3 separate regions of the Homo sapiens genome follow, and all the other regions are linked to region 2. A link is a loop called in an ENCODE intact Hi-C map of the cell type or tissue named here. Cell type or tissue: chondrocyte. All regions are shown on one strand.

Region 1 (8,000 bases), 230 kb before region 2:
TCTTTCGGTGACCTTCGAAAGCGACATCGAGATTGACGATGTATAAGAATCTGCCGCCAGAAAGCACTGCATGTTGCCCAAGACAGTCACAGACATCGCAGTTGCCTGGGAGTCACGAAACTCTACCACTACGTTCTCGCTGCTCCATCGCGCCGCCATCTCCCACTCTCGGCCGCCAAGGCCCCAGGACCGCGCCCTCCCATCCACCAGACCCGGGTCCCCTGGCCCTCTGAGCCCTACACAGCCCGCGAGTCAGCCCTGACACGTCCAGTCCCCTGCTTCTTTGTGTTTTGATAGAAAACAAAACAAAACAAAACAAAACAAAAACATCTTGCCAATCCATTTGGCTTATAAAATAATGTATTGTGCACATTTATTATAATGATAATAATTACATAAGAAGTAATTTGGGAGAATGGGGTCCAAAATCAGCTATAGTATAGTCATGAGGGTTGCACCTGGAAGAGACTGCCTCTCTGATGTTCAAAGTTTGAGAATTAGTCCTTAATGAATAAATGTATATAATGCAATTTTGAAGTTTATACTTTCCTTGTTTGAACAGGATAGAATCAGCACTAAACAGAAACCAGTACAATTCTCAATAACAAATTATCTCAGTAGAGGTCCAATAACCCTGTGATAAATATGCGCCTGTTCTTCTCCACTGTCTGACCTACTTATGTCTGCATCAAGTATCCCCAAACTGCTCTGTCAGGAATATACACCCGAAGAGCCCTCTGAGAACTGGTTTAACTAGTATTTTGGCTTGTTTTGGGTGCACCTGTGACCTAATTTACAAGACCAAGATTAATTAAATGTTCATGCACAATTAAAAGACAATTTTACTTCAGTAGTATGATGCTTAATTTCTGCTTATAGAATTCATTTTTTATTAGTTATAAATTATGCTAGATGACATAGAGAGGAATATCAAATGCAGAGGATTCTTAGCCTGAGATCCATGGACCTCAAGTGTTTCACGAACACCTTGAGATAGTTTTCAAAATGGTATATGTGTGTATCTAGGGGCATCTTTCTGAGAAAGGGATTTCCTAGATTTTATTCAATATGATCTGGAGTCCAGAGCAAAAAAATATTGTACAAATCTTTGCTCTACTAACTTCTTGACATTGGGAATTTGAGGGAGAGGAATTTTCCATCAGCTTTTTGTTTTTTGGGAAATAAATAAAATGACTATGAGCAAACATGAAGACAATTCCCAAACCAATTCCCAAAGACTGGTACCAGTAGCTCCTGGTGCAGAACCAACTTCAGCATGGCAGGGAACAAAGAAATGTTCAGTTATACTGAGGGCAAAAGGACAATGAGAATCTCCTAAGTTCCTCAAAGTCACTTCTGTTGCTCCCTGATGTTTACAGTTCAAAGCAGATACTTGTGCTCCTAAAACAAACAACCTTGAAGCCCTGGCCTGATCTATGGTCTCAGCCTATCCTTCAACTTTTTCTCAGCTCTTCTTTTACTTCCACTATGGTATGGCCACCCAGACAACCAGTCCACAGACTACGCCCTTATCTTGTATCTCACAATATGTGAAAAGGTTTGGGCCAACACCGTCTTCTAAATACCATCTTCAATCCCTGCCTAAACTCAAATATCCAGCTTATTTCAGCTTCTCAGTTTATCTAGGCTGTTAGCTTCCAGTCACCTGCAGTTTTCCCTAACTTTCTCTGTGTGGGTGTTACTTTATTCACTGTTTTTAGCCAATATCTCATCACTACAAACTGAAATCTCCACAGGCAGGGCCAGTGCTTAGTGTCCTGCTCAATTCTGTGTCCACAGCACTAAGGGCAGCAGTGGGTGTGGCACAAAAATTTGTCCTTCCTATTTTCAAGTCCGTATACTCTCAGGTCAGTTGTAGGCTGTGCAAGCTGTACCACTAGGTCTGATATGTGGCTCATTAAGCAAAAACAGGAGAGAATTGTACCAATGCACATTGCAAGCCAGAGTTCTGAATTCATTTTGAAGAAGTAACTTCATTTGGTCACATTTTTGTTCTTATTCCCGTGAGCAATAGTTTCCATTTAATTGGGAAGATATAAAGGAGAGTTCCCATATATCCCCACACTCAGTTTTCCTTATTATTAAAATCTTACATTGGTATGGTACGTTTGTTACAAACAATTAACAAATATGTATACATTATTATTAACTAAAATGAATATGTTAGATTTCCTTCATTTTTACCTAATTTCCTTTCTCTGTTCCAGGATCCTATTCAGAATTCCATGTTATTTTTAGTCATCATGACTCCCTAAGCTCTCTTGGCTGTGGTAGTTCTTAGACTTTCCTTGATTTTGATGATCTTGACAGTTTTGAAGAGTGTTGAGCAGGCATTTTGTAGAATGTCCTTCAACTAGGATTTGTCTGATATTTTTCTCATCATTAGATCGGAGTTAGGGGTTCGAGGGAGCAAGACCGCAGAGGTAAAGTGGAGGGTTTTTGTTTGTTTGTTTGTTTGTTTTGAGACAGGGTCTCCCTCTGTCACGCAGGCTGGAATGCAGTGGCACCATCTCGGCTCTCTGCAACCTCCGCCTCCCGGGTTCAAGCGATTCTCCTGCCTCAGCCTCATGAGCAGCTGGGACTACAGGCATCTGCCACCACGCCTGGCTAATTTTTGTATTTTTAGTGGAGACAGGGTTTCACCATGTTGGCCAGGCTGGTCTCGAACTCCTTGCCTCAAGTGATCCACCTGCCTCGGCCTCCCAAAGTGCTGGGATTACAGGAATAAACCACCATGCTTGACCTAAAGCGCCATTTTTATCACGTTATATCAAGACAATATACTATCAACATGGCTTATCACTGCTGGTGTAATGCTTTTGGGATTTATTCACTGCTTACTTTCCCACCCTTTTTCATACTGTATTCTGTAGAGCAATCACTATGCAGAGCCCACAATGAAGGGGTGGAGTTATCTGGAATTCTGCTCAGGAGATTCCTTGAAAAACTGAGATTTGTTGCACATCAGGGAAGCTGTAGGGATTGGTTTGAAGTCTTCTATTTATTGTTTCTCAAATTGTTTCAGCTTTGACCATTACAGGCATATATTTTTAATTTTTTTTTTCAGAGAGCACAGAACTTGGTACAAGCCCTAGCCCTTAGAAATGCTCATCTTAAATTTGTTACATGGACCTTCAGTTTTTCAAAAGCCTCCAGTGGGCTAGATTTTTATTGAAAATGCTTAGGATCCTCATGCTTCTTGTTCCCGAGGCTCCTGGAAACCACCTTTAGTTATCCCGTTTGGTAAGAGGGTTTCATTCTGTCTTGCTTTCTGGTAGTGAGTGGATCAGAAAGTCATAGGGCTGGGAGAAGATGGACTGGATGAGATATGTACGGATATTCTCTTTGCCACTGTACAGCGGCCATTGCAGCTCCTGCCGCAGAGCCCACGGCCCTACGGGCGGGACCCATTTTAACCTGGTAGTGACAGTGCCGCCTCATTGAAGCAGGAAGGATTTTTGTCCATGACACTAGACGTCTCTAAGCAATAAAGTAATTTTGGCAGATGCCGATACCTCTCATGTGATCTTGTTGGGAAGGTTCAGATCCTATCACCTGAGATTATTTACTCTTAAAGACCCTCTGCCTCCTTCCTCAGCCTTTCTGTTTGACAACATAAGATCGCTTTTATCTCCTGCAATGAACACTCCTAGACAAGTCATGTCCGGGTCTTGGTATCAGTAAATTTTTACTGCTGAATATTTTGGGAGAGGTTCTCAGTTAATCCCATTGAGAAAGACCAAGTTAAAGCTTTATCAGTGAGAAACTAATTACAAAATCCTGCCTTGCAAATATTCGAGCTTTTAACAGTGCTTTACTCTTTGGTATCCACGAGGTGGAGCCTTCCCGGGAAGCAGAAAGCATCTTTTGGTGTCCTGTTTTTTGTTTTTTACCCTCGGCAACGCCACGGGTGCCAGGACTAGTTGACACGCCGCCTCAATTTAAGTCATCCATAATTTATACGTTACGAAATGGAACTTTCAAAAGTGTTCCTAGCGTTAGGAGCAAAGAACGCCGGACAAACGCTCGGGAGGCGGCGAGCCTCGCGGTTCTTCCAACAACGCAATCTGTCAGCGCGGCTAGGTTGGTGCCCTCTCCCCCTGTATCGGGGCAGCCCGGCTTAGGGCCGCAGAACCGAGGCTGGGGAGCCCCGCAGGCTGTTGCTAAGAGTCCAGGGGAGGCACGGACTTACCTTATCTGCCCCTGGAAACAGATTTGCTCTTGGATCTTGCACGAAGAGCCCTGTGAGAAACGAAAAGGGAACTTGTGTGATGGCGGCAGATAACGAACATTAGGGTAGAAACTTAGGTTCTTAAAGGGAAGACAGCTTGAGTTCGGAAATGAAGATATATTCCTTCAGGAAGGCCTGTTAAAAACACGAGCTATTGCGAGGTTCCATGGTGTAATGGTTAGCACTCTGGACTCTGAATCCAGCGATCCGAGTTCAAATCTCGGTGGAACCTGTCGTTTCTTCTTGCTTCCTCACTATTTTTTTCTTTCTAAAATAAATTTCCCTCTTAGATATGATTGGCAGGAATCTCCAGTTCATGTGAACCCAAAGTATGACGCGGACTCTGTACGGGGCCCACTGACTCTCTGCTCTATGTTCAGAGCAGGAGACCCTCATACCTCCTTCATTTTACTACCCTCCTCACCACCACCTAACAGATATTCTAATACCCAAAATAATTCGAGTTGAGTTAAACTTTTTACTTGATTTATTGCTTTATGAAATGCAGTTAATTCACTTCAGAGGACAAAAAGGACTCAACAGATTTGAGGGAAAAGAAATATTCTTGTATGTATCTTTTTCCCAAGAGAATGAGGCTTTATAATGCCTTTTAGGTGCAATCACTAGAATTTATAGGTGTTTCATTTGCCACTGAGAAACAAGGATTAGTGAAAATAAATCTGTACTTTAAATAAAAATTGCTTAAACTCTCTTAGGTATTTGAACACTATTGGATCCTCACATGGTAACTTCAATCACTGTCAACACGGTAAGTAAATATCCAGATACACCTTCTAAGTGCTCTGTTGGTCATTTCTGTGACATTAACCCGCCACACAGAATTGCTGTCAATGCTGAATACGTCCCATAGAATGATAGAGCTTTAAAATTGTATCCTAGGATGCCTCTGTGATTATTTTGTCTTCATAAAACTAAATGTCTCTTGTTGCAAGTTAGTTTATTTTCTGGTAAATGTTTGGATTTGTCACAACTTAAGGAAAGACAAAGAAGTTACTGGGTCTCTGAAGAATTAAGGCCAAAGTGCTTTCCTTAGTTTGATTTTATCTATTAGTATTTATAAAATTGTGTCTTTTAATTGTGGATACAGGGTATCAGGCTATATGTTATAATCTTTTTTCATTTAATCTTATATTGCTAAAATTAATCATCTCTTTTGTTGTATGTAGCTACCATTCATTCATTGATTTCATGTTAGCTGCTGTGTAATATGAACATGCCACAGCTCATTCATTCATCTTTCCATTAATGGGAAACCAAGAGATGTTTATAATATAAATTTGATTTTGAATTATGGCAATTCTTGGGTCACAAAAATTAAAAATTATTTTACTGCAGAGGAAATTCCTGATTCTGCAACCATACATTTAATGGAGAATTTATAACTTTGAATTGTCATTTTCATTTTCCAAATGCTTCCACACATAATGATTATTTGCCCTTTTATATTGTACTACCCATTCCTTCTGATTCCTCATGCATTTTCTAGTGTTAACTGCTAGCAGCATTATGTTCCCCAGCATGGAATGCCTTTGCTAGGCCTTATGCCACCACTGCCTCTAAAAGCTTAAATATCTACCTGCATTTAGCAGATATCTATTCATTACCCTTACCAAGGCAAATGTTGCAAGAAAATAGATGCTTACCTTTAATTTAGATGGACCTAATTTGCTTCTAAACATTTCTTCATAGACTTTATTATACTTGCATAAAGATGCATCATGATAAAATACATAATTTTGGAGTTTTTCTCCCTTGTTTATATACATGTTTCTTCTGAAAGAAGAAATACATCTGATTGGAAAACTTAGGGCACATGCGTGCCATCCTAGCTACATAGAAGCCTAAGAAATTGTTTTAGACAGTTTGGACTACTATAACTATATAATGTTTGTTGACTTAAACAACAAACATTTATTTCTCACAATTCTGAAGGCTGGGAAACCCAAAATCAAGGTTCCAGCTGATTCAATGTCTGGTGAGCCCTCCCTTCTTGATTTGCAGCCTACTGTCCTCTTGCTCTATCCTCACATACTGGGGGGACAGAGAGAGAGAGAGAGAAACAGAGAGAGAGAGGCTTCCACATATGCATTTGAGTCCATTCAGTCCATAGCAGGAATTTAGTTATCACAGAACCATTGAGGATGCACAGTTCATTGGTAGAGAATTCTCCCTAGTCATATGAAGTCTTAGGCATATTAGACCACTATGTTCATCAATATGATTATCTATAATTTCTTTTCTTCCTAAACTTTTCTTTTTCCATCAATTTTCTCTTTCATTATGATTCAGCCACAGAATCTGTTAAAATAGGCCGGGCACAGTGGTTCATGCCTGTAGTTTCCACAGTTTCAGAGGGTGAGGTGGGTGGATCACTTAAGGCCAGGAGTTGGTGACCAGCCTGAGCAAGATGGTGAGTCCCTGTCTCTACAAAACTAATATTTGTTAAATAATCTGTTAAAATATTAGTTAATAATTACTAAATTTTGAGATGTAGAAACAAAATGGAACTAAAATGATGAATAACAATAATACACAAAATGGGATGTTGTAATAAGGATCAAATTATACTGGAGTCATTTATCATAATAAAAGATAATTTTTAGAACTGTTTACTGAAGTTATAATTCATGCAAATGCTGAACGAATGACTATGAAATTAGTACTTGTCTGAGGGCATGGCCAAAGCTACGCAGTAGTGCCTCTTTGCTGTGAATAAAATGCCAGGATGTAAAAATTTAAGAATTTTATTGAAAAACTAATTATTATTAGCATTATATTTAATGTATTATATTTTATATTAATATATTACTATAAGAACTGTATTATAATCAAAACTTTACTAGTCAAAATTTCAAAGGTTGATATTATTGTGTATTGATATCATTTACTAGATTTTTCTTCAGTCACCCTACAGCACAGCTGGGCCAAAAAATAGATGCCCACTTTTAACTTAGATGGACTTCATTGCTTCTAAACATCTCCTCTTTTCTTCAAAGACTTTGTTATACTTGCATAAACAAAGATTTGTCATGATATAATACAAAATTTTGGAACGTTTCCCCCTTGTGAAAGTTTAATGTGACAAAATAGACATTTTGCTTTTAAGTTATTTTGACAAAATGAAAAAAATTGTCAAATAGAACTTTTGTTTAAAGACTCAAGGCTAATATAGAAAATAGTTTTTGAAGGTATTTTTAAATATTCTAGAAATGAAGAATTAAGATATAATTACAACTTTATTATTCTTCATTTTATTCTAATGTAAATATTTATAATATTTGTTGAGAATAAAAGTATGTGATGTTCTTCCTATACAGCAATCTAAAGAACTCTTATATTTATATTAACTTCCTTATATTAATTTCAATTTTATTAATTCTTAATATTACATAAAATATAAAGTTTTTCACAAATTATTAATTATTGAAGCATTTTATCCCTAAAATAGTAAAAATCCATTCATATTTCAATGATTGACAGTATCTTAACAAAGCTCACAAGATTTTCACTCTATGCTTAATAGCTAAAATTCTTATTCTTGTACTAAACAATAACAGTACTAAAAAATAAATAAATAAAATAAGACAACTATACTATTCAGATACTAAAAGTAAACCTGGCCTTTTCCGCCTGTGGACACTGCTGAGGAAGCACTGTTAAACGCCCTTCTTCCCACTGCCATCATATCTAAGTCAGCGTCTCCTAAAGAGCCCGAACAGCTGCTGAA
Region 2 (8,000 bases):
CCCAAAGTGCTGGGATTACAGGCGTGCACAACTGCGCACCCAGCCTCCACATCTTGACAGTTGTGAATTCATTGGTTGCAATGAATACAGAAGTGGTATGTGTCTTTCAGATTCTTATTTCAGTTCTTTTGGATAAATAGCCAGCATAATCATAAGGTAGTCACATTTTAAATTTTTTGGAGGAAACACCATACTGTTTTCTACAGTGACTGTATCATTTTGTATTCCCACCTACAGTGTAGAAACAAGGGTTCCAATTTTCCACATGTTGCCTTTTGTTTTTGTTATTTGTTTGTTTGTTTGTTTTTCATAATAGCTATCCTAACAGGTGTGATGTGAATCTCATTGTCAGGTTGATTTGCATTTTTTTGATGATTAGTGACATTGAACATTGTTGCTCATTTGCATGTCTCCTTTGGATAAATGTCTATTAGCCCTTCTTAAATCAGATTGTTAGAGGTTTGTTTGTTTTGCTACTGAGTTGTAGCAGTTCTGCATTTTGGAAATTAACTCCTTAACAGGTATATGGTTTGCAAATACTTTCTCCCATTCTATAACCTATAGAATTCACTCGATTGTTTCCTTTGCTGTGGCGGCTCCTTCATTTGGAATAGTCCAATTTTTCTATTTTTGCCTGTGCTTTTGGTGTCTTATCCATGAAGTAATTGCCAAGACCAATGTTCTGAAGCTTTTCTCCTATGTTTGCCCTGTTGCCCAACCTGGAATGCAGTTGCGCAATCTCTGCTCACTGCAACCTCCACCTCCTGGGCTCAAGCGATCCTCCCACCTTAGCCTCCCGAGTAGCTGAGACTACAGGGGCAGGCCACCAGGCCTGGCTAATTTTCTGTAATTTTTGTAGAGATGGGATTTTACCATGTTGCCCAGTCTGGTCTCGAACTCCTGGGCTCAAGCAATCCACCCCCGTCAGCATCCCAAAGTGCTGGAATTACAGGTGTGAGCCACTGAGCCCTGCCTGAGACCTTGTCTTAAACAGCAGCAGCAGTAGCAGCAACAACAACAACAACAAAAACAACAAACCAAACCAAACAACAACAACAAAAAACCAGTATGATACTGATACAAAGACAAACATAGAGACCAATGGAACAGAAGAGAGGGCTGGAGAAGTGTAATGCCTCCTGGTTTATTGTTTTTTTTCTCAAGATTATTTAGTGATTCAGGGTCCTTTGTAGTTTCATATAATTTTAGGATTGTTTTCTCTGTATCTGTACAAATGCCAGTGGGATTTTGATAGAGGTTGCATTAAATCTGTAAATCACTTTGGGTAGTATGGAAACTTTAAGTCTTCCAATCTATGCACGTGGGATGTCTTTCCATTTGTTTGTGTCTTTTTGATGGATGTTTTATGGTTTTCAGTGCACAAGTGTTTCACTTTCTTAATTAAGTTTAACTAAGTATTTTATTATTTTTGGTGCCACTGTATTAGGAGATTATCTTCCTAATTTTCTCTTCAGCTAATTTGTTGTTGGTGCATAGAAACACAATTGCTTTTTAATGCTGATTTCATATCCTGCAACTTAACTGACAGTTTTTAAAATGGAGTCTTTAGGGTGTTCTCTATATAAGGCCATGCCATCAATTAACTGATTTTTGTATGTGAAGCATCTTTGCATCCAAAGGATAAATTCCACTTGTTCATGGTGTATGATTATTTTAATGTGCTGTTGAATACAGTAATACAGTTTGTTAATATTCTGTTGAAGACTTTTGCATCTATGTTCACCAGGGATACTGGCTTTTAGTTTTCTTGGTAATGTATCTGTCTTTGATATCAGGGTATTTCTAGCCTCATAAAATGAGTTTGAGGCCGGGCGCGGTGGCTCACGCCTGTAATCCCAGCAATTTGGGAGGCCTAGGCGGGTGGATCACCTGAGGTCAGGAGTCGGAGACCAGCCTGATCAATATAGTGAAACCCGGTCTCTACTAGAAATACAAAAATTAGCCAGGCGTGCTGGTGGGCACCTGTAGTCCCAGCTACTCGGGAGGCCGAGACAGGAGAATTACTTGAATCCTGGAGGCAGAGGTTGCAGTGAGCCGAGATCGTGCCACTGCACTCCAGCCTGGTGACAGAGCATGACTCTGTCTCAAAAAAAAAAAAAAAAAAAAATCTTTATTATTTCGTCCCTTCTGCTAACTTTGGACTTAATTTGTTCTTCTACTTCTTTGAGGTATAAAAATTAGATTGTTTAACCGGGCACGGTGGCTCATGCCTGTAATCCCAGCACTTTGGGAGGCCGAGGCGGGCGGATCACCTGAGGTCGGGAGTTCAAGACTAGCCTGACCAACATAGAGAAACCCTGTCTCTACTAAAAATACAGTATTAGCGGGGCGTGGTGGCGGGCACTTGTAATCCCAGCAATTTGGGAGGCTGAGGCAGGAGAATTGCTTGAACCTGGGAGGCAGAGGTTGCGGTGAGCCGAGATTGTGCCGTTGCACTCCAGCCTGGGCAACAAGAGTCAAACTCTGTCTCCAAAAAAAACAAAACAAAACAAAACAAAAACAAAATTAGCCGGGTGTGGTGGTTCACATCTGTAATCCCAACTACTGGAGAGGCTGAAGCATGAGAATTGTTTTAACCTGGGAGGTTGCAGTGAGCTGAGATTGTACCACTGCACTCCAGCCTGGGTGACAGAGCGAGACCTTGTATCCAAAAAAAAAAAAAAAAAAAAAGAAAGGAAGAAAAAGAAACTTGGTGTAATTTTGATCTTAATTTTTTAAAGACATGCTTTGTAACCTAATGTGATCTATCCTGGAAAATGTTCCGTGTACCCTTGAGAAGAATGTATGTTCTGCTGCTGTTGGGTGGAATGTTCCTAATAGGTCTATTAGGGCCATTTGATTTTCTTCTGATTTTTAACATATGGGGACTATGACCTCCCTCCCTAGACAGGTAGTATATGGGGACTACCTGTCTTTGGTACTGTAGATGGCACACGACCTGCACCTTCCGCTGGAGCACTTTTTTTCTACCCTCCCAACCTGGATGCAGGTCTGGATCTCAGCCCTAGTATATGGGGACTATGACCTAGTATATGACCTAGTATATGGGGACTATGACCTCCCTAGACAGGTAATTCAGGGAATTTTTTCTACTTTTAATTATTGTGACCTCTAGTGTTTACTTCAGTTAACATCTGTAACTTTAGTTAAAAAGGACAAAACTCAAAACACCAAGGGGGCAACAGAGACTTGAAATTCCAGTAGGACCGTAGTTTTTGTTCCTAGTGGACCAAAAGGACTTACATGATTCTTCTGATTTTATGAATTCTGTCAGATTCTTGGAAGTAAATGTAATAGGCTGTCCCTTAGATAAAATTAGACCATAATTCAGATTCTGTATATTCTGAGATGATAAAGGGTAGAGGAGGCCATTATTAAAATGGCCTTAAATGTCATGCATGCTAGACCTTTAACTACTTCTCTAGTCTTACTTAAAATCACACCTTTTTTTGCTTTATGTACGCTAGCTACACTGGCCCTAGTGTATTAATTCCTCTTATTTATAAGGTTATCTCCCACCACAGGGCCTTTTTACATGCCATTTCCTATTCTTGGAAAACTCTCCTTTCTCCAATGCATTCTCTGGACTCCAAATCAATAAATAATTTTCTAGGGACTTTCCTAAACATTTAAGTGTGTGACACCTGCATTACTCATAGCAAAATGTATCTCTCCTCGTAGCAAGTTCTACATTAGTTTGTAAGGCAACTTGATTAATGTGTTTCTCCCTCAATGGAATGTAAGTTCTATTAAGGCAGGTACAATGTCTGTTCTTGTTCACCAATGAAGCCCTACTGTCTAACACATAGACTAGTTTATAATAGGCACTCAGTAAATATTAGTGAAAGAAATGTGTCACCTTCGCGCGGTGGCTCATGCCTGTAATCCCAGCACTTTGGGAGGCCGAGGTGGGCGGATCAACTCAGGTCAGGGATTCCAGACCAGGCTGGCCCATATAAGAAGCAGCTAACACCCCTAGGGCTGAGGGCTGAGATGGAGCACGCAAGTATTCTCTTCCCCACCAGGGCTGAGATCCAGACCTGCATCCAGGTTGGGAGGGTAGAAAAAAAGTGCTCCAGCGGAAGGTGCAGGTCATGTGCCATCTAGAGTACCAAAGAAAAATGTTCATGGGGAAGTCTGTTACCAGAGATGCTCTAAAGGAGGTTCCCCCAAAGTACTGCTGGCCACCATGCACTGCAGGAGGTTCCTACTAGGTAAACTGCTCAGGCTGTGGGAGCCAGGCCACTGTGCACAGTAACGCCAAGAGATTATTTCCTCCAGCAATGTCTCTCCATCGCCCTCTATTGACAAAATTTAATATTGAGCTAAACTGCGACAGAAAATATTTAAAGGGCCCAGCTCCGTTCCATTGTTATGGAGCAAGGAAAAGTGATTTTGCTGCTGAGAGGTAATAAATAGATAACCGGACAGAAGAGAAAATGCTGACTTTCTTTGGACTGGTTCGAATTCAAACACACTTTTATATCCTTGTCCAAGTGCACAATCCATGGTGAAAGTTTAAGAGCTGTCAAAAAGTTTGTTTTGGCCGGGCGCGGAGGCTCACGCCTGTAATCCCAGCACTGTGGGAGGCCGAAGCGGGTGGGTTACCTGAGGTCAGGAGTTCGAGACAAGCCTGGCCAACATGGCGAAACCCCATCTCTACTAAAAATACAAAAATTAGCGGAGCGTGGTGGTAATCCCACCTACTCGGGAGGCTGAGGGAGGAGAATCGCTTGAACCCGGGAGGCGGGGGTTGCAGTGAGCCGAGATCGTGCCACTGCACTCCAGCCTGGCAACAACAGCGAAACTCTGTCTCAAAAAAAAAAAAAAAAAAAAGTGTTTCCTCTCTGTGCTTCAGCAAAAAAAGAGCAAATCCAATTCCCCGAAGGGCTCAAAGCGAAGCGCTCTTCCTTAGAAATCCCCGAGGAAACCCCCTCCACGAAAAACCCGCAAGTGCTGCTCTCTGGATTCCAAGAAAGCCTGTCTCACCTGCGAGGTGCAGGCGGGTGGAGTTCTGGGACTCCGGTGCCTATTGGGATTGACACCACCGGGGTCACTCAGACGGAGATCAGAAAAGGAGGATGAGGGTGAGGGTTCGGCGTGGGGTAGAGAAAGGTGTGACGCGGGATTCAGCGCCACGTCGCTGGGTGACGGAAGGAGTACAGAAGTTGAGGGTTCACGTGCTCGGCAAAAAGCAAAGATTCTATTGGTTCAAATGAAAATACTCAAAAACAGAATTAGCGATAGAAAAAAAAGCGACTCTCTTTGTTTCCGCCCGGTTTCGAACCGGGGACCTTTCGCGTGTTAGGCGAACGTGATAACCACTACACTACGGAAACCAACGGTTACAAAGCTTCTTCTTTTTGACCTAAAAGACTAGTCCTGAATTCTCCCCCTTTCCCTCCACCCCCACCTCCGATTTTTTTTTGATTATGGTGAATTACACACTTTCACATTTACTATTTATAATATAAAAACTCGATGTCCTAATTTAAGTTGAGGAACATTTGATAAATAATCGGTTTGTACTTTTTTGTATAATAAACTATATTTCCCAGTAGTTACTTATACAAAGAGGCATAGAATTAATTTGGGAAAGGTAATTTGTTAAGATTTATGCATCTATGAATCTATGAACTAATTTTTAAACCTATTTCTAGTATTTAGATGTTCTTCCCATTGTTTTATACTTTAAAAAATACTGATTAGTTTTCAAATTTATAGATATAAATGTTTTAATGTTATATAATGTTTATATAACATTATATATAATGTTATATAATGTTTATAAGATATAAACATTTTAATGTTTAGTTGTAACCAACTAGTAGCTTCAATGATAACTCAATTCGAAGGAATTCTATAAAAAGTAGAACATTATGCTTCCCATAACAAAAATAATAAATAACTGGCTAATGACTTCACCTGACTGTAGCGTAGTCTTTGGTGCTCTAATTAGAAGAGAAGCTCTTTTCTTTCTAGAAATACTTGCCGACCTCCTTGTGGAAAACCCTCCCTTTCCGCTGTCTGCATTCGGATGAGAACCAGATCACCAGGGAGATGCAGACCAGGGGGACACTTCCTCCTGTTAACACTAGCGGAGCTGGTGGAACCCAGCCGACCATGCAGGAGGGAGGAGCTGGCAACGCCCTGAACGGTGGGAGGGGAAAGCATGCGGGGTGTCAGCGTCTCTAGGGTTTGGATAAGCCGATTTCAAGTCCAGGACAGGAGAGAAAACAAAAGAGTTCTGTTCAAATAATAATAATAATAAATCTTACTGAGTTTCAAACCAAGGGTCTTTACTGTATTGGGCAAATGTGATAACCACAATACCAGTAAAACTTGCCTTTGGTCCCATGTCTCTTCTACAGGAAAAAAAAAATACAGTTTTTCCAGATGCCCCAGGTTCTATAATCTCAAAGCTGCCCTTTCTTCCCAGAAACTCTCACAGTGGTGGTACGTTTCTTGCCCTTGTACTTTTAGTGTACTAAAACCAACAGCCAAACTTTATCATTTTAGCAATCCAAGTATTCACCCATGAGCCCCAATTTCTTTGCAAATGCCAGGCAAGAAAACCTCAAGTAGATAGAGAAGTAGAGAGCAGATGATTTGATTTTTTTAAAAAAATTCTACCATAGTGTCCTTATCTTATCCATGCAACTTGTTCTGATCTTCATCTTTCTAGTGCCAGAAAATGACCCTTTTAGGAACCCGGACCTGTAAGACTGAGCTCTTGGGACTATTAGCATTTGTTACAGAGCAGGTAAGCTTCAGGATGAGATATACTGGGGAACAGGTACAAGGTTACAAGATTGGATTCTATGTCACAAATAATTATTTCTCTGGAATGTGACAGTTCAATGCTATTTGATTTAGAAAAGGAGGATAAAACGCTCGTGTATTTTTTTCTTTTCTTTGTTCTTCTCTCCCTTTTCACTGTCTTCCTCTATCTACTTTCACTGCACACCTAGAAGCAAGCTGCCTTCTTCCAGATTCCTCCTTATAACTTCACTTTGCATATAAACACCACACACTCTCTGTGCTTAGAGGTGGTGGTTGGGCTGCCAGACCAGTCTGGAGAAAGTCTGTGCTTACTTTTTCCTCTACTTAGTATTCTTTCTTCCATGGGTGCCAGGAACAGAGAGCCCCTTCTCACCTTGAGATCATGTGAGCTGGTAGTAGCTGGATCATGAATAATTGGAATGCTGTGGGTAACAACTGAAAGAAAGACTGTAATTCCCAATTAACAAATTAGACTGTATTTCCCAATTAACAAATCAAGACCAGATTAGCAGCAACAATGATCATTAAAAATATTGTTAAAGAAAAAAAGAAAGAAAAAAGATAAAAAATATTGTTAAACTGGACATAGTGGTGTACCTGTAGTTCTAGTTACTCTGGAGACGAAGTAAATCAGGAAGATCACTTGAGCCCAGGAGTTTGAGGTTGCATGTGCAATGATTGTGTCTGTGAAAAGCCACTGCCCTCCAGCCTGGGCAATATAGGGAGACTCCATCTCTAATTTAAAAAAAATTGTTGTAAACACATTTATTTCATATTAATTAAAATAAATTATTGGCTGGGCACAGTGGCTCATGCCTGTAATTCTAGCACTTTGGGAGGCTTAGGCGGGATGATCACTTGAGCCATGAGTTCGAGACAGCCTGGGCAACATTGCGAGATCCCCATTTCAAATTTTTTTAAAAAGAAAAATAAATTATTGAGCTACAAACAATGTGCCAGACAATTGTGACCCTATGTTGTCACTAGGAGTACCAGAGGCATGCAGGACAAGATTACACAATCCTAACTCTCAAGGAGAAGAAAGAGGAACATGAGCAGCCAATATGCCATAAGCAAAAAGTGGAGCAACAGACGTACAGATTGCGAAGCATTTGGATGGTAGTATAGAGAGGAGGCATCTTCTTAGTCCTTATGAACTGGCAGGGCAGATCTGGCAGGGATCTTTGGAGCCAAAA
Region 3 (8,000 bases), 150 kb before region 2:
TGAATAAACATATAAGACTCCCGGCCGGGTGCGGTGGCTCACGCCTGTAATCCCAGCACTTTGGGAGGCCGAGGCGGGCGGATCACAAGGCCAGGAATTGGAGACTAGCCTGGCCAAGATGGTGAAACCCCGTCTCTATTACAAATACAAAAATTAGCCGTGTGTGGTGGCGCTTTCCAGTAGTCCCAGCTATTCCGGAGGCTGAGGCAGGAGAATTGCTTGAGCCTGGCAGGCGGAGGTTACAGTGAGCCGAGATTGCACCACTGCACTCCAAATAAATAAATAAATAAAATAAAAATAAAATTAAAAAAGAATCCCAAAAAGGGGATTGCCCCAGTGCCAGCTGGCGCTGTCTCATCTTCAAGAAGCCTGCTCTGACTCAGCTTTCAGTGTACTTTCGTTTTTGCAATAAACTGCCTTAAGGTGTTATCTTCGTTGTTGTTTGTCTCTTGCTTAAATTCTTTTAACCAAAAAACAAGAACGGAGGACTTTGCACTTCCCGGTAACATTTGAAGTTCTCCATTTGAAGACCAAAAACAAAAACAACAGCAACAAAAAACAATTCACCCCTGATCGTTGGGTACATAAAATAGGATCTTGCAATAGCTGTTTGCCAGTACATTCGAGTATGTTTGGATTGTCTTCTGCGTGTATGTTCGTTGTTTCATTTCTGTAGGAAATGAAGTTTCTGAAAGCTGCTAATTTGGGGCAGTAATTGAAAACATTACTACGGAACAGAATGGAAAGTAAATATTGGATGTATGTCTCCCACCTTAACAAAACGAGGGATTTGTAAAAAAAAAAAAAAAAAAAAAAAAAAAAAAAAAAAATATATATATATATATATATATATATATTACTCGGTAGAGTTTTAAATCAAGACGAAGATCTCTCTGTTCATCCATCATGGTCTTATATTTCTCTTACATGCGTCCCGTAATAACCTACATCCTGTCCCTTCACTTCACATCCCTTCTCCCATCACCAAAGAAAGAATCAAAGGGGGTCTAGATAAGCGAGGGAGAGGAAGAACGGGGAAACATGGAAAGAAGAAAGGCGGGAGGGGGTGGGGGGAAGTGGTGGTGGTGGTTTGACCTTGAGGAAGGAAACCAGACGATTGTGCAATAATACTCCAGCCTATCGCATACCCTCGCAGAAACCATTAAGATGCTGAAAATAATTATACAGGGAATACGTAAGTCCCACTCACGGGCTTGTTAAGTTAAAATGTGGTCGGAAGCATTGGGGAAAGCTCCTGAAAGGTGGTAGTTGCAAAATGGTTTTGGTAAAATCTACATCTCAAGCCCTTTTCTCCTGTTTTTGTTTGTTTTAGACACGATCTCGCGCTGTCGCCCTGGCTGGAGTGCAGTTGCGCGATCATACAGCTCACTGAAGCTTCGCGCTCCTGGGCTCAAGTGATCAAGCCATTCTCCTACCCAGGTAGCTGGGACTACAGGCGCGCGCCACCAAGCACCGCTCATTTTTTCTATAGACGGGGTGGAACTCCTGGGCTCAAACAATCCTCCCCGCTTAGTCCCCTAATCCTAGTGGTTTTTTGCTTTTTTTTTTTTTTTTTTTTTTCCTCTTGGCTTTTTGAGAGGGAGTCTTGCTTGGTCGCCTGGGCTGGAGTGCAATGGCATGATCTCGGCTCACTGCAACCTCCGCCTCCCGGGTTTAAGCGATTCTCCTGCCTCAGCCTCTCAAGTAACTGGGATTACGAGCACCCACAACTACTCCCAGCTAATTCTTGTATTTTTAGTAGAAATGGGGTTTCGCCATGTTGGCCAGGCTGGTCTCGAACTCCTGACCTCAGGTGATCCACCTGTCTTGGCCTCCCAAAGTGCTGAGATTACAGGTGTAAACCACGGCACCCAGTCCCCCAATCCTAGGATTAAAGGGGCAAAATAGCTGTGTCAGAAGTGGGATTCGAACCCACGCCTCCATGCGGAGACCAGAAGCCCCAAACCTGGGAAGTAGCAACTTGAGTCTGGCGCCTTAGACCACTCGGCCATCCTGACACGCACTGTTACTCCTTAAGTTTCATTATGTAACTCGTAGTCAGCAGACGCTGACTCCGACAAAGGAGGAAAAGACCTCGGATGGGTGGCGTACGCTCCTGGTTTTCACAACGGTATTTATTATTTTGCCCGGTGCTATTCTAAATGATGCTAAACATAGCATCATCAAAATACCTTATGTTGCTATCTTTCGGGTTAATTCAGAAATGAAACAATAGGGAAAGTGGCAAATACTCAGAACAGTGCTTCCTAAGTTACCATCTGGCTCCGTAACAGTTTCCTGGCTAGAGGGACCCTCAAAGCTCAGTATTCAGCGTCCTAAGCAGGTGCTTTGTAGAGAGAAACAAAAGTCATGCAATATTTTTATTTTTACTTTTCCGGTTCCCCCACCTAGCCCAAAATACACTGTGAATACTTTGAAGCAGAAATAAAATCAGTAACAGAAAAATGAACTGCCCCAATTCAAAAGAATGGTTGGAAAAGATGAAGGTGGAGAATGGAGAAAAATAATTAATAATTTTATCATTTTAAGAGGTTCCTGGAGCAAGAAAGGGTGGTAGGTGCTTGTGAATGTGCAGAGGTGAGAAGAGTGAAAAAGTGGAATTAATCATGGAGGCGGGTAAGAAAGGAAGAAGAGGCGTCAGGTTTGGAGAGGTAAATTAATCAAACTATCCATGGCTCATTTTTGTTATCGGTCAATGAAATCTTTCTCTTTCTCTCTCTCTTTTTCCTTTACTGTTATGTTGTTTTTCTTTGTCATGCCCACCATACAGCCCTTTCCTCTCTCCCAACATACAGGCACCCTCTCTAAAATATTTAAAATTATTATTTTTGAGACAGAGTCTGACTCTGTCACCCAGGCTGGAGTGCAGTGGCGCGATCTCGGCTCGTTGCAGCCTCCACCTCTTGGGTTCAAGCGATTCTTGTGCCTCAGCCTCCCGAGTAGCTGGGACTACAGGCGCGCGCTACCATGCCTGGCTGATTTTTTTTGTATTTTTAGAAGAGACAGGGTTTCACCACGTTGGCCAGGCTGGTCTCGAACTCCTGACCTCAAGTGATCCGCCCGTCTAGGCCTCCCAAAGGGGCGGGACTACAGGCGTGAGCCACCGCGCCCGGCCTATTATTATTATTATTATTATTGTTTGAGATGGAGTTTTACTCTGTCTCCTATGCTGGAGCGCAGTGGCGCCATCTTGGCTCACTGCAACTTCTGCCTCCCAGGTTCAAGCGATTCTCCTGCCTCAGCCTTCAAGTAGTTGGGATTACAGGCGCGTCCCACCACGCCCAGCTAATTTTTGTGTTTTTGGTAGAGATGGGGTTTCGCTATATTGGCCAGGCTGGTCTCGAACTCCAGACCTCAAGTGATTCTCCCACCTCGGCCTCCCAAAGTGCTGGGATTACAGTCGTGAGCCACCGCGCCCGGACAAAATTATAATAAACTATCCTTGAAAAATACGTTGTTGATTTGCGTGATTTAAATCCTAACTTCTGGCCGGGCGTGGTGGCTCACGCCTGTAATCCCAGCACTTTGGGAGGCCAAGGCGGGCGGATCACGAGGTCAGGAGATCAAGACCATCCTGGCTAACACGGTGAAACCTGTCTCTACTAAAAATACAAAAAATTAGCCGGGCGTGATGGTGGGTGCTTGTAGTCCCAGCTACTCCGGAGGCTGAGGCAGGAGAATGGCGTGAACTCGTGAGGTGGAGGTTGCAGTGAGCCGAGATTGCGCCATGGGACTCCAGCCTGGGCAAGGGAGCAAGACTCCATCTCAAAAAAAAAAAAAAAAATAAATCCTAACTTCTTTTCTTTTACTCAACACGGTTTGAAAAATCCACTCATCCTGCTACATGTACACCTGCTTGGTCACTTGTGGCTGCTGCATAGTATGAAAACCATAGGCAGTATACCTGATGGACATCTAGGTTGCCTCTAACAATCTGCTACCTCAAAATGCTAGAAGGACTGTACTTGGCAAGGTCAATCATGGAGCTGAGCTGGAATTTCACTGAGGTGGATTCCTAGAAGTGGAATTGCTGGGTAATAATTTAAAAGTTATACAGGAGGATAACCCAGGTAATGTTAATATTGCAAAAAAAACCTAAGACCCTGATTTTCAGCCCAAGATTTCAATCTATGTATACTTCATATAATGCAATTTTTATCTTCAAAAACAAGAGACAGAAAGGATATCCAAATCAGATAATTCTGAGAAGCAATCTCAGAAGAAGCTTTAAACTTAGTTTCTTTTTAACAGGATGATTATTTCTTTTGTTATTGATGACCCAAACTTGTTTTCAGCAGTGTCATAATCTTGAGGGTTCTTTCCTCTTAGGTTTTAGAGGTAACCTAGGAAATCTTTTGGTAGAAGTTTGTAACAGATTATTTTACGTGTGCAGAAAAGCAGTGAAGATTTTAGTCACTGATCAGTTGACTGATCAGTTGAACGGCTAAGGAAAAGAACTGGGTGTTACCGTCGTTGCTAGAGCGGTGTGAGTTTACGACAGTTGCTGGTCAGATCAATGTCCGACTCCCCTTTCAGAGAGACAGACGATATACAGGAATCTGGAACATTCCTACAGGGCTCTCTGAGAACGGAGACCTTTTTCTCGTGCCTTTTTTCTTTTCTTTTCTTTTTTTGTTTGTTTAATTTTTATGTTAGCGGATTCACAGACCAATAGATGGAAATCCGCTGCTTACTTTCTCGCAGGAGAAAATGATCTCCAACAGTGCTGCGGGACTGCGTCCAAATGGCACTGAAAATATCCCAGGATTCTGTAAATGTGGGGTTTTCCTTTGTCGATTGGTTTGATGTAAGAGAGATGCCTCTCTCTTTGCGAGACCCTGTTTGGCGAACATCGGTTGGGGAGGGAAATCTTGGAGGTAGAAACGGCTGAACTATTGTGGCATTCCTTGGCGAAACTTTCGGTACAAATCTGGTAGGGAAAAACAAAAGATCAGGCTGTGTCAGAAGTGGGATTCGAACCCACGCCTCCATACGGAGACCAGAAGACCCGAACACAGGAAGCAGTAAGCTTGAGTCTGGCGCCTTAGACCACTCGGCCATCCTGACACTGTGACAAAAATCCTTGAAACTATACATGATGAGTAATCACGGCTTACGGCTCGCCTTCTGGCTGAATCCCAGCCGCAAAAGTTCTCTCTGGAATTTGCCCGACTAAACAGGAGCTCCGAACTCACTGATTACAGAATGGAAAGGTAGAAGAATACAACTGTTAGTGCGGAATTGAATAATTCTTACAGTACTGGAGACCAAGATGGGAATTGAGGAACAAGATATGAAGGAGACGTTTCCACGTCACCTCTCCCCTTCCTCCAGTAACTCCCCGCTCTCGGCCCTGCCCTCTCCCTCTGACCCAGGCCTCCTGACTCGCATAGACCTCTGCTTACGACCCTGACCCTGTGGGGTCACTTTGCTCTTTGTGACTTAAGTCCTGATGCAGTAGCTCCAACTTGATGCTGCCCCAGGGCCAGTGGGAACTTTTCTGGACAAGAGGAGGCCATAGCAACAGAGTGGGGCTGTTCTGTACATGGATTTCTAGGCATTCCCCCTTCTCCTCAGACTATCCGAACTGTGATTTCACCACCGGAAGTCATCCTTACATGTTTCATTTCGTTACACAGTTCAGTAAACATCACTGTCTTCTGCCCTGTAGGGTCGCCTATGCTCTATAGTGATAATCCTGTCTCTCCTCTCTCTAGAGCTCTCAGATGCTTTTCTGCAAATATTACCCACTGTGGGAGGCAACAGCTATTTCTTTTTTGAGACGAAGTCTCGCTCTTGTCCCCCAGTCTGGAGTGCAATGGCGCGATCTCGGCTCACTGCAACCTCCGCCTCCTGGGTTCAAGCGATTCTCCTGCCTCAGCCTCCCGAGTAGCTGGGATTACAGGTGCGTACCACCACGCCCAGCTAATTTTTTGTATTTTAAGTAGAGACGGGGTTTAAACATGTTGGCCAGGCTGGTCTCGAACTCCTGACCTCAGGTGATCCACCCGCCTTGGCCTGCCAAAGTGCTGGGATTACAGGGGTAAGCCGCCGCGCCCGGCCGGCAACAGTTATTTCTAAAGATAAGAGTGTACATTTTATGACTGAAAAATACGTTTCTAGGACTGTGAAAATGAAATCATCAAAAAAAAAAAAAAAAGAAAAGAAAGAAAAAGAAAAAGAACCTTGTTGCAATGGTTTTTCTAGGATTGAACTGTGAAAGAGAGAAACAATTTAAAATTCTAGTAGCAAGGAGTGCCACTGAGTTTCTATAATTAAACTATAAGGGCCTAAACGGATGGTACACAAATTTGAAGAATCTCGCTCTATTGCCCAGGCTGGAGTGCAGCGGCGCAACCTCGGCTCACCGCAACTTCCGCCTCCCAGGTTCAAGCAATTATCTTGCCTCAGCCTCCCGAGTAGCTGGGATTACAGGCGCCTGCCACCATGCCCTGCTAATTTTTGTATTTTTAGTAGAGATGGGGCTTCACCACGTTGGCCAGGCTGGTCTCAAGAGATCCGCCCACCTCGGCCTCCCAAAGTGCTGGGATTACAGGCGTGAGCCACCGCGCCTGGCCTGGAGAGTTATCATTTTTAAATTTGTAATTTCCTCATCTGTTACTCTAAAATTAAACGGGAAACATCTCTTTTTAAAATTGGATTACTGTTTGTAGATTTTAATCTTTTCAATGCAACTATACTTTTCCTATATACTAAGTGCAATTCAATCATATGCAAAATTGGCAGTATATATTTTAATATATGCACATGTTGAATATTTGCACTAGTAGTTCCCTATTCCTGTTGAAGTCTATGTATACATTTTCTGTGGAAATGAAAACCTCTAAATGTAGGTTAAAAATATTTGAGATAGACCGGGTGGGGTGGCTCACGCCTGTAATCCCAGCACTTTGGGAGGCCGAGGTGGGTGGATCACCTGAGGTCAGGAGTTCAAGACCAGCCTGGCCAACATGGTGAATCCCCATCTCTACTTAAAAAATACAAAAAATTAGCTGGGCATGGTGGTACGCACCTGTAATCCCAGCTACTCGGGAGGCTGAGACAGGAGAATCGCTTGAACCCAGGAGGCGGAGGTTGCAGTGAGCCAAGATCGTGCCATTGCACTCCAGACTGGGGAGCAAGAGCGAGACTTCGTGTCAAAAAAAAAAAAAAAAAAATTGGGATACCTGACAGTGAATAATATAAAAATGTAATGTGAATCTGAAATTGCAACTGAAATATGTCTTAATCCAATTGTCTTTTATACACTGCTTCTTGTGAGGCACAGTATAGTCAATGTTTCATGAACTTCTGGGCAGTATATTTTCTAAAAACCTCCTTAATATTTATTTTATTTTCTCTAATCTTTCTTTACAAGTTAGGAAGAAATTGAATCTGAAGTGATAGGGGCTTCTGAGTGGTTAGGGTTCAGCCATAAAAAAATACTTGAGACAGACGGTATTTTCCAAAGATGGCCACACCAACATATCTCATCACACGTTGTCTTATTTTAATACAATTTTGACACATTTCCTTGAGGGGTGGGGGTCTACATTCCCTTCCCTTGAATCTGGATAGGCCTGTAACCATGATGGAAGTGATACACCAAGACTTCCAATGTTAGGTCATAAAACGTGGTAGAGGCTTCCACCAGCTTTCTCTCAAGACATCTGCCCTCAGAACTCAGTCATGGCGCTCTGAGAAGGCCTAAACTAGGACATAGGAGCAGAACACATGGAGAAAAATTAAGGCCTCCGGTCCATAGCCAGCAGCAACTGCCAGGCATGTGAGTGAATGATTCTTCAGATTATTTCTAGCCACCAGCTTCCCTCCATTTTTTGGGACAGGGTCTTGCTCTGTCACCGAGGCTGGAGTGCAATGGTATGCACATGGCTCAGTGCAGCCTCACCCTCCTGGGCTCAAGCAGTTCTCCCACCTTAGTCTCCTGAGTAGCTGGAACTACAGGCATGCACCACCAT

The links. Hi-C counts contacts between places; a loop is a spot of excess contacts. Peaks named below come from ENCODE experiments on the same cell type or tissue, not always from the same donor. Only the 100,000 strongest peaks of a DNase experiment are listed, where the experiment ranks them.
Region 1: it touches region 2 in a loop (8-fold over the local background); 83 of 110 quality-filtered maps call a loop at or near these places.
Region 3: a loop joins it to region 2, with 2.8 times the contacts of the local background. A loop is called at or near these places in 15 of 110 quality-filtered maps.

Annotation. Positions count from the first base shown.
Region 1 is chr6:27,515,117-27,523,116 of GRCh38, forward strand. TRQ-CTG1-2 (tRNA-Gln (anticodon CTG) 1-2) reads left to right here and starts at 4,413; the gene lies at 4,413-4,484. RefSeq lists an enhancer at 3,766-4,055 and a silencer at 4,446-4,495. In chondrocyte, CTCF peaks have their summits at 3,879 (motif pointing right) and 4,104; DNase peaks (open chromatin) are centred at 178 and 4,072.
Region 2 is chr6:27,748,113-27,756,112 of GRCh38, forward strand. It overlaps TRV-AAC1-5 (tRNA-Val (anticodon AAC) 1-5), which reads right to left and starts at 5,360; the gene lies at 5,288-5,360. RefSeq lists enhancers at 4,554-4,613, 4,784-4,873 and a silencer at 5,324-5,463. In chondrocyte, CTCF peaks have their summits at 4,325 (motif pointing left), 4,533, 6,089 and 6,297; a DNase peak (open chromatin) is centred at 5,117.
Region 3 is chr6:27,600,658-27,608,657 of GRCh38, forward strand. TRL-CAA3-1 (tRNA-Leu (anticodon CAA) 3-1) reads right to left here and starts at 2,018; the gene lies at 1,912-2,018. TRL-CAA2-1 (tRNA-Leu (anticodon CAA) 2-1) reads right to left here and starts at 5,088; the gene lies at 4,981-5,088. RefSeq lists a cis regulatory region at 1-34 and an enhancer at 938-1,438. In chondrocyte, a CTCF peak has its summit at 4,860; no DNase peak of the experiment used is centred here.